Linked DNA regions of Mus musculus: region 1 is linked to region 2. A link is a loop called in an ENCODE intact Hi-C map of the cell type or tissue named here. Cell type or tissue: left cerebral cortex. All regions are shown on one strand.

The links. Hi-C counts contacts between places; a loop is a spot of excess contacts. Peaks named below come from ENCODE experiments on the same cell type or tissue, not always from the same donor. Only the 100,000 strongest peaks of a DNase experiment are listed, where the experiment ranks them.
Region 1: a loop joins it to region 2, with 2.7 times the contacts of the local background. A loop is called at or near these places in 2 of 42 quality-filtered maps.

What each region holds. Positions count from the first base shown.
Region 1 is chr13:9,136,199-9,144,198 of GRCm38, reverse strand. It overlaps Larp4b (La ribonucleoprotein domain family, member 4B), which reads right to left. Exons shown (of 18, transcript NM_172585.3): 4 at 7,273-7,420; 5 at 6,898-7,044; 6 at 367-445. Among named protein-coding and RNA genes, the nearest start is that of Larp4b, 46 kb to the right of the region's middle. In left cerebral cortex, a CTCF peak has its summit at 7,268; DNase peaks (open chromatin) are centred at 1,765, 3,765 and 7,248.
Region 2 is chr13:8,968,519-8,976,518 of GRCm38, reverse strand. It overlaps Gtpbp4 (GTP binding protein 4), which reads left to right. Exons shown (of 17, transcript NM_027000.4): 15 at 1,509-1,574; 16 at 2,212-2,355; 17 at 3,245-4,055. The coding sequence ends at 3,397. Among named protein-coding and RNA genes, the nearest start is that of Gm23923, 16 kb to the right of the region's middle. In left cerebral cortex, a CTCF peak has its summit at 3,947; a DNase peak (open chromatin) is centred at 3,494.

The DNA of each region.
Region 1 (8,000 bases), 170 kb before region 2:
TTCAACGTTTTCCAACAAGTTGTCATTTAAGGGAAAGTAAGGCAAACATGTATTTAAATGTGAGTGCCATATAAATAAAGAAGCCCACTAAAGAGGTGTTTTGGACATTCATCTGAAGGTCGACAGCGTGTTCTGCATATGCTGAAATCCATAGTCAAACAACAGTCAGACAATCATCACCAAGGTGGATCTGAGGATCCCTGGCCTGGGGGTCACTACCAGTTCTCAATAGCACTTCTGATGAGTAGACAGGCATTTAGTTAGATATTTATAAACATACTACTATGAAAAATCACATTTGTAATCAATAGCCAATGTGTAATACAAGAGATATCAGACATTAGAAAATATCACTAACAGCCTTACCTAGATAAGCAGAATTCCAATGTTTTTTTAAGTACTTCCCGAGGGTCTTCCTGGCTTTCTGGTTGAGACTCATTTCCTCCTACACAGAAGTAATAAATAACTCAGGAAAAAAATGGCTTAAAATTTACCAAGCACATTGGTAATTCAGTACAGCATTTCAGTGATTTCACCTGCATATACGCACAATAATACAAAAAGTACTATTTTACCTGCTAGAAAAAAGTAAACTGTGAAAAAACAAAACAAACGCAATAACTGAGAAAGCAATGGCATTTCATTGGCCAAGTCTAGCAGTGACTCTGTCCCACAGCAGTCAGCACAGGCTTCCTTGGTATCTTGCCTTACTTCAGAAAAGGTTTTCAGGTAGCAAACAAGCACACTGACTCTAAAGAAAAGTAATTGCAAAAGAAAGCATCAAAACAAAGCAAAGAGAATACAGGTGAACCCAAACCACCCCAGTGGAAAGGTAAGGAAGAGAGTTGGAGACTGCTGATACGGGGGCCATTTGTTCTATAGGAGAGCTGTCAAAGGGGCAAATGAGAAACGATTTTATTAAAGAGTCCTCATCAGATTCTCAGGGCACAAGAGCTTGTTCTACATCTGGAGGAAACTGTTGCGGAAACGATGTTTGGGGCACCACAGGTATGTGTATATGGTCACAGACAGCAGCAGCAGGTGAGGCAATGGACTCTAGCAGTGTGACGTTCGGCTGAAAGCCCCTGCCACCTGTAGCACTCAGGACAACCTTGTCACCTAGTATTTAGTATCACTGGTTTGAAGGCATTGAACACATTGAGTTTTTGTACATAAGTCAGCCAAGAGAGGACAAAGGACACTTGTATTCTAAAAGTCAAGGTTAAAGACTAGTAAAAGGCAGACAAGGTGGGGGAATTCAGAACAAATGTAGAGCTGACAGTTCATAACAGTGTCTTACAGAGCATTCACAACATATGGAGCATTCACAAAATACATCTTCACTAGCAAAAAGAAACTAAACTGCAAAAATAACCAAGGAATAAAGATCATGAGACTTGAAAGTGAAAACTTGTGGCCTGTTAATCCCTGAACTGGAGACTTTCCCCAGGTTATCTCATTTAAACTCACATTCCAATCTCCATATTGAAGAGACAATTATTTGATACAGGAACTGTGAATTCAGCCTAAAAGAAGCAAGGCCCCAGCTCTCCCCAGGCCAGCATTCCACTGAGAGAGACAGACAAAGGACTGCTAAAGAAGCCATTGTCAGCATAATGAGACTCAAGTGACTCAGAAGAAACAGTCTGGGCACAGGCCAGAGTAGCATGGTGCTACCCTACGTGGAGGTGCCATTTGCTAATGGGGGAAAAGAGTGCAGTGAAGTTCAGACAGAGGCCCGAGAGGCAGGGTCAACAGACAGTAAGGAGGCTGTACAACAGTGGAGTGAAAAGGAAGTCACAGAGTGAAGCATGTATGATATTCAGGTCAAGGAGATTGTTGAAATTTTTATTTGAATGTGACTGGAACCAATTTGGGGGGGTGATATTTTGGAAAGACCACCATGGTTACATGGTACAGACAGAAAGAGAAGCTGCAGCAGTATGATCAAGATGCTAGCACAGTCACTGACGGAAGACTGCCCTCCAGGTGCCAAAGCCAAGTATGGAAGACAAAGGCCTGCCTGCTATTTAGCTCAGGAGCACACTAATGTTCCACTCTGCAGCAATAAAATGCCAGTGGCTACTGGAAGCATCTGGCCCATTGAGCCTACCATGTAAGACTACCTTGAAGTAGATGGGGACTGGAAGTGAGAGAAGGGAATGATTTAGTAGGATGAAGAAATCACCAACAAAAATGACAGTGGTCTGGGGTGACAGCTTAGTTGGTATGTGTTTTTGTGTAGGCAAATGAGGACTTGAGTTCAACCTCCTGATCCATGAGAGCTGACTATGAGGTTACACACTTGTAATCCCAACACTGGCTGGGAGTGGGGATGCGGGCAGAAACAGGCAGATCCTTGGAGCTTGCTAGTCAACTCCTCAGCCTAACCAACGAGGCCCAGATCCCACTGAGAGACGTGGTGACGTAGTTAGTATGTCTCTTGAAGAGCAACATTGGAGGTTGGCTTCTAGCCGCATGTATATTTACATGTAAGACACGTGCCTCCATGCGCGCGAGTACACGTACACGTACACACACACACAAAATACGTAATGTAAGAGCAGGGTGAGATATATAGCTCATAGTTAGAGCGCTATGGAGTCTGTTAGAGGCATGAGGTTCAAATACCACAGGGAGGAAAAACCAAAAACCAAAATCCACAAAACAGGCCTGGCCAGAATAGGGTCTTTTTTTTGTTTTGTTTTGGGTTTTTTTGTTTTTCGAGACAGGGTTTGTCTGTATAGTCCTGGCTGTCCTGAAACTCACTTTGTGGATCAGTCTGGCCTTGAACTCAGAAATCTGCCTGCCTCTGCCTCCCAAGTGCTAGTATTAAAGGCATGCGCCACCATGTCCAGCTTCAGAATAGGATTTTTAAAGAGCTAGATAAATGCAATTATCACACTTGTAAGGACAACTTAAGGCTTAAACAAATTCAGGAGGGACTGGTCAGGTCACGAGGCCATGATAAAGGCACAGAACAGTGCTCTGAAGGACCTTGATGGAAGGACATAGGTGTACAGAAGATACTGTGTAGGAATGATGGAGACTGGGGCTAGAGCGATGGCTCAGCAGTTAAGAGCACTGGCTGCTTATTCAGAGGTTCTGAGTTCAATTCCCAGCAAACACCTGGTGGCTCAGAGCCATCTGTAATGAGTTCTGATGCCCTCTTGTAACATGTAACATGTACATGCAGATAGAGTATTGACATGTACAAAGAGTATTCATATACAAAATTAATAAATCTTAAAAAAAAAAAAGCAGAGCTCTTCTCCTTTCCTCCTCCGCCATCATGCATGCTACGCCTGATTCTCACCATGTCTGCTCACAAGACTTTCAGAATCAAGTGATTCCTGGCCAAGAAACAAAAGCAAAATCGTCCTATTCCTCAGTGGATTTGGATGAAAACTGGTAGCAAAATCAGGTACACCTCTAAGAGAAGACACTGGAGAGAACGAAGCTGGTCTGTAAGGATTCACACAACGGCAAGACTGAGAGTTTATACTGAACTGTGGTCATCCATCAGACCTACCAGATGGAGTTCAACATTTTTAACCCGGAGTCTTGCTCATGTCTAAATTAGAGTGTTTGTCCAGCCATAAAATTTAGAACCTTTAAATAACAACCAGAATGACGGGAACCTGATGTAGCCCAGACTGATGTAGCAGTGCAGGAGGTTCACGATGGTGCGGATACACAGACAGTAAGCACAGCAGGCAAGCGAAGACTGTGCACGGTAGGAGAGGAGAGCTCATGAGGACAGGCTGCTGTGGGCGGGACTGACCGACACCAGTGAGACTCCAGTGAGTCACCACCAGCAGGAAGCAGATACAAGGACTGAGGCTACTTATAAAAAAAAAAAAAGTAAAATAAACGACCCAGTATTTTCCTTGGCATGAATGAGCACCACTCCTCAATTCTAACTATTGAACTATTAAGAAATCAATGGGGCCGGGCATTGGTGGCGCACACCTTTAATCCCAGCACTTGGGAGGCAAAGGCAGGCGGATTTCTGAGTTTGAGGACAGCCAGAGCTATACAGAGAAACCCTGTCTCGAAAAGACCAGGAAAAAAAAAAAATCAATGGGACGTCAGCAGGCTGTCAAGGACAGCAGCTACAATGTGAAGTTTCTTTGTCACCAAGTGTGCATTCCTGTCACATGATGAAAACAGTGCTTCATCTTCATCAATTTCTACTCACTCTTTAATATAAGCATGGTGGTGGAAAATACGTCAGAAGACTTTCAAACAGGAGTACCCCAGTACACGGCTGCTCCTTCTCAAAACTGTTAAGATTATAAAAACAAAGTCTAAGCACTGTTAAGAGTGAGGAGCCCAGAACAGGATGATGACTAAGTATAATGTGGTGTTCAAGGCAGAAAAAAAGACGTTAGGAAGAACATGTCATTCCTCATTCAGGTTTGTGGTAAGAGGAGAACAGAAAAGGCTGGTTGACAGGTGTGGTTCCTTCTGAGGGCAACTGCTGTCAAGGTAGATAGCGTGCTCTGCATTCTTGACAACGGGTCTTTCCCACTTCCTTCTGCCAGAAGCACCAGACAGTCTCTAATAGTCACTGTGAGGCCCCAAGCAAGCTCTTGAAAGTAAAATTCAGTCACAGTGCCCAGTAGTTTCAAACTCTCTTCCTGTCTCCCCGGAGCCTAACTACACTTCCAGTTTCCTACTGGCTCTGGTTCTCTGCTGTGGGTATCTACTCACCTCTCTGTCTACTCTATAGTTACTTTGTGACCTTACTCTTTTGCCTAGAGCTGAGGGTATTTTAGACCTGTTAGCTCCTCGCATGCTCAAGCACGCTCGAATACACGGACATCTTCAGGATTGCTCTGTTTTTGCTGTGAATTCTAACACACTCTTTAAATGGGTATCTGTATCACCGCATCCAAGGTTTTGATAGCCTAACAGAAGATGAAGCGTGCTGCCAAACAGTGTCTTCGTTCGGCACATGACACGGCACTGTCCTGACCTAACCACAGCTGGGCTGACCTGTGCAATATTGAGTCTGTTATTGTTTCACTCATCATGAATGGGAGGGAGAAATGCATGAAGGCCTACCCCTTGATGTTACTAGGTGCTAGGAGAGGGGCTATATAAACAATAGACCACTGATAAGCAGCGAGCATGCCAGTAACTAAGCCCCAATTTCGTCAAACTCAGTGGGTAAGACACCAGAATGATTGCTGGGAAGGAGAGGGGTTTTTGGGGGAAGGAAGGGTGGGAGGTAATGGGGTTGAAACAACTCAAACATCAGTACATACATGTATTAAACTGTCAAAGAATAGTAAAGAATAACATCTTAAAAGAATAAAGATGCTGGAGACACTGCGGAGATTCAGGCTGGGATCCCCGTGAGCTCTGCTTGAGGTGGCCTGGCCGGCGGCCTGCTCTCCTGCCTGTACTCCTGGGAGACTCTGGCCCACTGCAGTAGGAGCTCTCACAGTGGCTCCTTCTCAGCCTTCCCTTCATCTGCTTCCACCCCAGTGCTGAGGACTGAATCCAGTGCAGATGTTAACACTTTACAAACTGATAGGTTTTATAAATCACACCAGAAACAAAACTGGAGGTAAGGAACCATTTTCCCATTACCCACAAGCATTTCGCATTGGCATACACCCTAACTTCAAAGGAGAAGGTTTTTGTTTTCTTCCAAAAATAGCTTTAAATACCTGTTTACAAAGAACAAACTTTTGATTTAGAGTTTCCAGGCACACTTTAACATGTTATTTTACTTTTTGATATTATCTACTTGGTGCCTTTTGCAGCCTCTGTTCCCAGGTTAAGATTTAAATGCACCCTACACTCTCAGCTATCTCTGACTCCTTTCATTACTAGAGGACCCCACCACCCACTTATGCAATGCCTGTTACTCTCCCCTTTGAAATCTACTGTAAATGTCTAGCACTCTTCCCTGGTTCTGCCATCAAAAAGTCAACTTCACCATTACTCTAGTTTATCCCAACTATTAACCAGTTAGTGTTAGGTTAATGAGGAAGAGCTGATCAAGTCAAATTGCTAAATGCTGGTGAACCCTTTCTTAAATGGAGGTTTAAATCACTTAAATTCAAGATGGCTAATTCATATTTACTAGAAAGTAATGAGGTTTGATTTTTTTCTTTCTTTTATACATTCTTACCTTATTCACTTGACCAGTTTTAAAAAGACCTAGTGTTTAAAAAACATATTTCCTACCTAAGTGGCGATGCTTAATTTTGTCATATTTGAGAGTCTTAAACTAAATGAGGTTGTCTCACACAGCAGGGGCCTGGCCCCTTTGGTCTGCTCACTAAGATAATGCTTTCCTATATTTCCAAAAGGTGACAGTGAGCACCGCAGACTGAAGACAGGCCTTGGTTTAAAACCTGAGGTGATGACACGCTGCAACAATAAACACAAATTTAAAAAGGGAAAAATGTATCCAACAGGTTTGCTTCCCCAAGTTTCTTTCTTTCTGTCACTCTGCAGTAACAAGGGGACACAACACATCTGAAGTCCAGCTTCCAAAGCCTCTGTCCTATGTCTATGACTCTCAGCCTGCCTCACTCTCAATTCCTCTGTCAGTCTGGACACTTCACCCCATGAAAAACCTTGTGCTTCTCTACTCAATGCTATTTGTCTCAGAAGCCACTTGATTCTCCAGCACACTTTCCCTCCTGTATCCATCAGTCTCAAGGAACAGTAAAAGGAGGCAATGAAAAGTACACAGTTTAAAGAAAGACCAAGAAACTTTTGTCGCCATCACCATTGGCATCCAATCCTAGAACTGTAGTTTTATCCCAAGAGGATGTGTTAGAAGAATAACTTTTCCTTAAAGTAGTAAATTTTAACATTTAACAATTAAAATCCCAGATTCTAAGTGAAAACAAATTCATACAGCAGGCTTACCCGTATCGTTGTTCTCAGGCAGAGGTTCATATTCTGAATGGTCCAGAGCCAGAGTGCTCATGTCTGTCTGCTCTGCCTCCTGTGCGTCCGGGAGCGCTGCATTCTCTCGACTTTTGTCGCCATCACCATTGGCATCCAATCCTAGAACTGTAGTTTTATCCCAAGAGGATGTGTTAGAAGAATAACTTTTCCTTAAAGTAGTAAATTCCCTTACTACATTGGCATTACTCAAAGTTTTTAAATGGACTATAAAAGCTCCCAAGACTCTAAATCTAGCACAAACCAGGACACAGATGTGAATGGAAAAGACAGATTAACATGCGGAGGAAGGCAAAGGCTTGGCTAACAGCAAGCTGCTCCAGGCTCACTACTCACCCTGCTGGTCACAGTCTGTAGGATGGCCGGGAGCCTCTTCCCACGCAGCATTCACACCAACAGCTGCACTACTCGCTTCCAAATGTAACATATGAGTCCCCCATACCTTTGCATTAGGGTTTAGCTCTGAAACCTTAGTTGTTGGGACCTAGAAAAAAAATTCACATATATGTATTTTTATCCTAAGTTCAACAAATGCTGTTTTGTTAGTTTATAGTAAAAACAAACATTAGTATTAAGAGTTTAGGCTTAAAAGGCCAAACCTAGCTATTCACACACACCTTTGGGGTTAAATGAGGCTCAAAAAGAAACAAAGCTGACACAGTCAGAACTCTAGCTAAGTCACCCTTACAGTTTCTTCTAGGCCCAGGGCTTGCTACACACTACAAATGACTACAGATTCCTTCATTTCACTAAGTTCAGTCTCAAAACTTTATAACCTGTGATTTCCTGGATGACCTAACACAAATCTCAATTTATAGATTTACAAATTCAATACAATGGAAGTGAAACATCTTACTTATAAAGCTCTAAGCACTAAGCAAGAGATAGAAAACCAGAGCTCCTCCTAGCAGCTAAGACTCCCGAAACACCAGAGAAAGCCACAAATCACTAAGGCAGGAAAACCCCTTACACTCTCAGCAGAGCTACTCGCACCCATTCCTGAGAGCCTCCCTATTCTCTCCGCAGCTTCAGAACAACGAACTACCCAGAGCGACTACAGGAAG
Region 2 (8,000 bases):
TGTAGATTCCACAATGGGTATTCCTGGTTTGAAAATTCTATTTTTGTGTGATTGGGTGGTTGCTAATATTTACAGACATGTTGTTTCTCTTGCTGCTTGGTTGTCTCTGAGAAGAGAGTCTGGTTCACTGAGTCTGTCTTAACTCAACTGTAGTGCCTTCTCTAGTCTATGCAGCCACTCTCTTATCCCCAGAACATAACAGTCTTACCATGGCTTCTATGTAGCAAATACACTGTTTCTTTTCATGGGATTTAATTGAACTGTCCAGAAACTGAAGTTAACTCAACTGGAAAGAAAGTGTTTCATTGTAAAGGGTGTACTTTGAAGACCCAGAGCAAGAACAAACTCAGGTTTTCTTGCTGTGTGCTGACAACATGGATCCTTTATTTGATCCCAGGGTGGGTGGGTAGGTGCGTGGGTGAAATCTCCATCATCAAGCCATCAGTGAGGCCTGCAACAGACTCTGCCGGATATCCCCTAAGTTAATTCCCTTCTCACGCCATCTACTTGAAGGTAACATCAAAACCGAGAAGCTGCAAGTTCCCTTGCACTAGTGTAGCCCCATTTGAGACAACAGTCATGAGTCTGGGCCTCTAGAGCTCCACTCTTCAGTTACAGAGAATGATTTCCCTGTCTTGAGTATGATTAATTTACTAGACTACCTCACAAATTGGGGAAACATTCTCTTTTGTTGGTTACATTTGCCAATTTATTATAAAGTGTATTTTAAAATGTAAAAGATAAGGCAGTGCAGTGCTGAATAGGGGGCAATCTGAAGGACCTTCCGGTCCTGGGGCATGCTGCCCTCTTAGCACATGGTTGGGTGTGTTTCTCACTTTCCACCTCTGTTATCTTAGGGTTTTATTAAAGATTTCTGCATAAACAAACTTGGATCCTGCAGTGTAGACTACCACGGTCTGCTTATCCTCCTGGGCTTTCTCTGCTACACACCTTTGCTCCTCTGAAACAGGGTCTTAGAGCAGGGTAACCAGCTGGCCAGCTCCCAGACAGAAAGGTGGGGGAGGTACATGTTTAAGTTCTGTCATCTGCCTTGGAGAAGAGAATGTATGTAATATTACGTGTATTGTTGTAATTTTGTAGCCTGTTTTTCCATAGAGACATAATTGGTGCAGTTACTATTCCTTAGGAAGAAAAAGGAGCATGTGAAAGGGGGACAGAAGATAAGAAAACAGACGGACTGACTGACGGACTCTCGTCTATGACCTGAAGCGCCATAGTTCAGAAAGACTGTCCTTTACCTCAGGCAGCTTCTGGAATGAAGGACTAAAGTCCAACCGTTGTATTCCTTTCTGTCCCAGTGTCTGAGGAAGGATAAGGGCTGTGAGCATTAGGATACAGGAACGGAGCAAAACATGTGTCTACTGCCTACTCATTTATCTGCCCATCACAGTATCACCTGTATATTTTTCCCTCTCTTTTTTTCTTTTAAAATTAAATTTCAACAGACATTTTACTTAAAATAAATTATTTTCCCTCCCTCACTTCAGGTTCAACGGGCAGATTTAGAGAATGAGATGCGTAGTCTTGGTGTGGACATGGATGATAAAAACAATGTAAGTCTGGAGGGCAGCATGGCTTCACATGATCTGTTCTTTCGTTGTTTTCAGACATTGTCTTGCTATGTCGCCCAACCCGCCTTCAAACTCAGTATTTCCCGGACTGTAGTTCTCTAGTGCTGGTAGTCAGGCATGTGCTACCAAAACCTTCCCACAGGCAGGCGTTGCTTAACGATGTAGATACCTTCTGAGAAATCTGTCACTAGGTGATTCTATTAATGTAAATGGCATAGCATGCACATGATGTACATAAATGTAGATGGTAAGCATGTCTACTACTACCTCAAGTATTTGGAGTGGGAGGTTAAAACATCAACATTGACCATTGTCATTGCCGCTCATGATTGGTGATAACCAGTAGAGAACATTAGCACACAGGATGTGCAAGAGCTATGGCTTGAGAGCACCATCTCACTCACTACCAGCATGGGTGCTGAGCTGGACGTTCCCGAAACCTTCTCAGGAGGGACAGTGCCTTTGACCCTGGCTTCAAACTAGACCCTCTGCTAGTAAGTCGAAAAAGGCCTTCCAGAGTCTTTCACTTGTGTGATAATGGTTCTTAAGATCTTGGCTGTCTTCTCTTCTTGTTGGACAAATTTTGATTGTTACCAAGAGCACTGTTTGTGTGTTTCAGGCCCACTATGCAGTCCAGGCAAGAAGGTCTCGGAGTGTCACGAGGAAAAGAAAACGAGAAGAATCTGTTCCACCCTCTTCCACAGCGCGGAGTCGCAGTTGTTCTAGAACTCCACGTGATGTTTCTGGTCTTCGGGATGTCAAGGTTTGCTTCTTTGATCTGGGGCAAATAAAAATAAGAACCTTCAGGGGTGTTTACTTTATAGAACCTCCAGCAAGCACAAGCCATTGCTTGAGCAGGGTTGTGATTAAGAGATTAGCTGTTCACTCCACCTTCCACTTTGTAGCGTCCTTTGGAGAGGAACTTGGACCAGAAGCAGTTGGATACCCTGGATAGGTGTTCTGTCTGGCAAACCATTATGAAACCTTTAACCTGGAGGATAGACAGAGACATGACCTCATAAAGTATGGATAGTCTAGGCTTTCTCCTGTAAGGAAGTAGCCAGGAGAAAATAGTTCATTTATATCATTAGGGAAATTGTTTCCCCTTCAAGTTGGTAGCTTGTCACTATGGTATTATTTGTAATGTTTTTTTGGAAATGCGGTAGGTATTTAAAATCTCACTGAAATTTCTTTTTAAGAAAAAGTCAAATATAAGAGAAAAACTTTGTAAACTGGTAGGCCTTCTAATGGAAGCCTGAAGTTCTCATTTCAGATGTCATTTTCATCTGGAAGTCTAGGAAGTGAGTGTTGAGGCAGCGTTTTCCTATGAATCTCAGGCTGGCTGAGAGTCCAGACTGGTTGCTTCCATGTTCAGCTGGGATTACAAGAGTGCACTATGGAACTATGGGTTTTAATACTGGCATTGACATGAGTCAGATGTGGCATGTGCTCTCATGGTCCTGAGTTTCAGTGTGTTACTCTGAAAGCCTGGTCCAAGGTTTCCTCAGATAGTCATCAAGTTCCTGCAGATAGTGTGGTGGTCTGAGAGAGAGTGGTGACTGAGACAACGGGGTTGACATACTGGCTTTGGTAAAATGGTTCCCGGGTAGCACAGAAATGTGGTTTTCATTAATGTGTCTTCTCCTGCATAGATGGTGAAGAAAGCCAAGACTATGATGAAGAAAGCTCAGAAGAAGATGAATCGCTTGGGGAAGAAAGGGGAAGCTGATAGGCATGTGTTTGATATGAAGCCCAAGCACTTGCTGTCTGGGAAGAGGAAAGCTGGTAAAAAGGACAGGAGATAATGTCCTCTTCAGTTGGAACAGTTTAAGTAGACTCTTGGTTATTTTGGGTGTGGTATGGTGTGTTATAGAATTTGGAATCACCATCTGTTGACCAAAAGAAACAGTGGGAATGACTTTTAAATGCTTGCTGCTTTGCTGGAAACTGGCAAACCCTACTAAGTGTGCAGTGCTGTGCTCACTGCGCAGTTTGGGTTTTTATGTCCAGTGCGTTCCGTACTTGATGAGCTTCTTTCAGCATTTTACAGAAAAGACTTATTGGTGTACGGAGGCTGCGTGGGTGGAGGAAAACTGTTTTGTAGTGGGACTTTTGTCACCTAAAGTACCTATTTTTGTTAAGAAAGTATACCTGCTGGGAGGTCTAGGCAGAAGGCTATCCTCCTTACATTTAGGGTTTATCAGAGCTTAAACTACTCTTAAATTATTTTCTAAACCTGTAGTACAATGTATCATTGTAACTTCAACCATTTTATCCAAAGTAAACACCCAGCAAAAACATAGTTTGATGACTTACATTTTGTTTGATTTAATTGCAATACACTTGATGACCAAAAGGGGTGGTGGTGGCAGGGAATAGGACTTTGCTTTTTTGTTCTTAGAATAAAAAATAAAGGAAGTAAGTGCCTGGGGTATAGGCTCAAAACCAAAAAAAAAAAAAAAAGAAGAAAGAAAGAAAGAAAGAAAGAAAGAAAGAAAGAAAGAAAGAAAGAAAATGTCTTCTTTCATAAACACTTGCTGAATTAAGATTGATGTCCTGGAAAGTACAAAAACATCTACAAGCGGGATCCCGGTGTACCTGGAAGTGCAGCCCTGTCCTCAGATTAGAGGATAATCTTCAGACAGTCAGTGCTTCCTGTTAGGCTGCAGCTTCTGGCCTTTATGAGAATCCAGCGACTACCGACGGATTACGTACTCTAGCCTAAGATTCTTTGGACTCTATTGAGACCTCTTTTTTAAATTGGCTTTCTAATGTGTTTTAGTTCTCTGAAGAAGTTTGATGTCTTGATCTTTTTTTTTTTTAATGTCTAGATGATTAAAGTCTATAATCATTTCTATGCCTAGTAACTTAATTAAATCATAGAATTAGTCATGTAACAGAAGTTCTAGACAAGGCTTTTTTCTTAATGGAACTTGTATTTATTAAAATGTCTGAGACATTAGTGAGAAAGGGTAGAGAGACTGGAAAAATTAATGAGAGGAGGAAAACAAGGCTTAGCTAGAGTTTGTATTTCCCTTGGCAGAAGTCAGGAAAATTCAACATAAATTATGAAACCAAGATTGTTGACATACATAATACTGGTTTTTCTAAAGACATCTCAGCTGTTCAATACAAAAGAATTAAGCATATTTAGGAACAGAATGTTTGTGACCTTGAGCTGAACTGTGTTAGGCGTCAGTTCTCATTGCTGTTAGGACTAGGAAGAGGTGGCTGTGAATGCTGGCTTGGTACGTAGGCTGCCTTTCTGCCTACCAGGTCCTTTAGCGGTGCTGGTTGCTAGCAGGAGAAGCAGGGGTGTTGTGAAGGTTCAGCAGCGTCCCCTCCAGAGAGACACTAACAAGGAAAATGTTAGAGGACCCATTCTGATTGTAAGCATACACAACAAGGTAATAGTAATAACATTGTGATACTGTCATAATGACAGCCATACAGACTGTTGGAACAAAGTAGACAACTCAGAAATAGGTATACTAAAAAATGGACTGGAACTAACCGTGGGCAAAGGACTCTTTCTCCAGCAGCCATTTTGGGAAATGTTAACATATATGGTCAAAAGTTGGACTCTACACCCCACTAGATACATAAATTTTTAAAAGCCTAAGTATAAGATCCCTAAAACTACAACGTTTTAAAGAAAATGCTAAAACTATCATAACATTGGATTTGACAATTTCTTGGCTGTGACATCAGAGTTATAGGCAGGAAAAAAGAAAGTACATAAACAGGACTCGATTAGAATTCTGTAGGAGACTGCCTACAGAATGGGAGAGCAGGTTTGCAAGTGTGAGTAATACATGGTTTGTAAATTCAACAGTGACCAGCTCAAGTATCGGCAAAAGTCTTGAATATCTATTTTTCCAAACAAGATAGTCAAGTGCTCAGATAGCCATACGAAAGCATCTGGGGTTCACCTAATCGTTAGGGAGAGTCAGCGAGAAGCACGACTGAGCACCAAGACGGTCAGATCAAACAACAGCCAAGAAGGGGCAAGCACAGAAAGCCAAGCAAATCCTTCCCTTGTAGTTCTTCCCTCGGATGTTTGGTACAGTGCTTACCTAACATGGAACACACATGGGGATAGACAGTCAACACCCAGGTGGCTGTGAGAACGCTCACCATGCCTAGCTGCTTATCCTGCTTGATACTCAGATAAGTATCCTCCCTTGAGAAACATAACTAACCATATTGTAAAAACTACCTCCTTCGTTTTTAGTTCTTTTCTAAAGATAGCAGTCAATCTTGTTTGTAAGAGTGATGATATCATGTTTATTCTATTCCTGGGGTTTAATACATAAAAAGAAAAATGTTTATAACCAGAAAATGTAATTATTTTTAACTAGGTTACTCTTTGTTCACTAGATTTAGATTTTTCTCTAGATCTGTCTGTGATAATATCACTAATACAGTGATCTGAAGTTAGGGTCTATTTCCATCAAGGTAAAAACCATTGCTCAGCCAGGGGGTGGTGGCCCACGTCTTTAATCCCAGCACTTGGGAGGCAGAGGCAGGTGGATTTCTGAGTTCGAGGCCAGCCTGGTCTACAGAGTGAGTTCCAGGACAGCTAGGGCTACACAGAAAAACCCTGTCTCAAATAAACAGAAAACAATACCAAACCATTGTTCACCGTGGGGTGGGTGTGATGTTTATTGTTTGTTGACTACATGGGGAATTAACAAAAACCCAAATTGGAGAGCACATAGAGCTGTGAGGGATTTTTGCTTAATTTGAAGTTGGAAGGTGCTAGGTTTTGAGGTCAGAAGACACACCTTTAATCCAGATCTTTTGATAAGGGAAGACATAACCTCTAATTAGGGTTGCACCTTCTGCTGGAAGCCTATATAGGGACATAGAAGGAGGAGTCTTTTGCTCTTTGCCTACACCAGCAAGTCCATTCCTTCATTAGCATTAGAGCCAGCTTTTTTTTTTTCATATACCAATGTTTTCTTTTAAAATGTTTATTTTTGCCGCTAATTAAGTATACGTCTGCGTGTCTATTGTAGGGTATGCGCATGTGAATGAAGATATCTGCATAGGAGTCAGAGGTGTTGGGTTGTAGCTGAAACTACAGGTCCTTGTGAAACACCCAATAATGGTTCTGGGAATTGAACTCAGGTCCTTTGCAAGTGCAGCATACATTCTTAACTCCTGAGCCATCTAGAGCCAGCTTCTTTAGGATTCTAGCATATACCAAAGACCAAGTGAGAAATCCAATCTCATAGACTGAACAATTACTGAGGTCTTGTACCTTCTGTACATAGGCAGCCATTATTGGATTATCTGGAATACAGCGTGTAAATCATTCTAATGAATCCTGTGTGTGTGTGTGAAGAGAATCATTCTTTAAGCTCTGTTACTTTAGAGGTCCCTGACTAAGGCAGGTGGGAACATTACTAACATGGTCTTAGCAACTGCACACATCTTGTCTATTCCACATAAGGATGGAGGATGCGAGGTAAGTGACCTCAACACTGCACGGAAGCTATTTAGGGGGAAACAAAGATTTGCAATCAGCCTTAGAAGGTCAGAGATGACAGAAAAAAGTCTTGGATTCTTCCTGGGAATTCCAGTGCAAAAATTGCTGAATTTAAATGTTGCAGCAGAACAGGGGTGATGGCATAAAAGACATCCTGGAGTTTCAATTTTTTTTTTTTAATTTTTCAAGAAAATTGTCTAAGCTTGGTGTAAAAGCTTGGCACATGGTTTTGATTCCAACACCTGGGAGGCAGAAGTAGATGGATTTTTGAGTGGGATGCTAGCCTGGTCTACAGTGAATTCCAGGACAGTCAGAGCTATATAGTAAGGCCCTGTATTGGCAAAAAAAAAAGAAAGAAAAGAAACATAACTAATAAAATTACTGGTAGCAAGGAGTCTAAGAAGCAATGAAATAGAAGGCTGATTTTGTTTTCTCTTCACTAGAAATCAGTGAGGTAAACTGACCTTTTCCAGGTTTTTTGATGACTGAACCTTTTAGCACAATTCTCATAGTAAAGATTATGACCTTTGGTCATTATTGATAAATATATTCACAATAACATTTGACCAAGCAAATGTATCCCTTGATCCACACCAACGAACGTTAAATTGTTTGACTTTGCCACTGTTTTATGCATAGAAGATAGACTTAATGCTTGGTGCTGGGGCTCAGCGCTGGCTTAGGTAAAAATACAGCAGGAAGTACTTGATTATGCTCATCAGCTCCACAAAGAGTCCTTGTGGAATCTGTGAACCCAGTGAAAACCAAGGAAGCTCTTTGTTATCCATATCCATATCCATCCTCACTCACCATATGCCACCTGGAGAGAGAACCTTGGACAGGTGAGCCTGTGTTACCCATGGGAGAGTGGTGTCACCAGGGGAAGGTTTTAGGAGAAAACTGACACTTTCCAT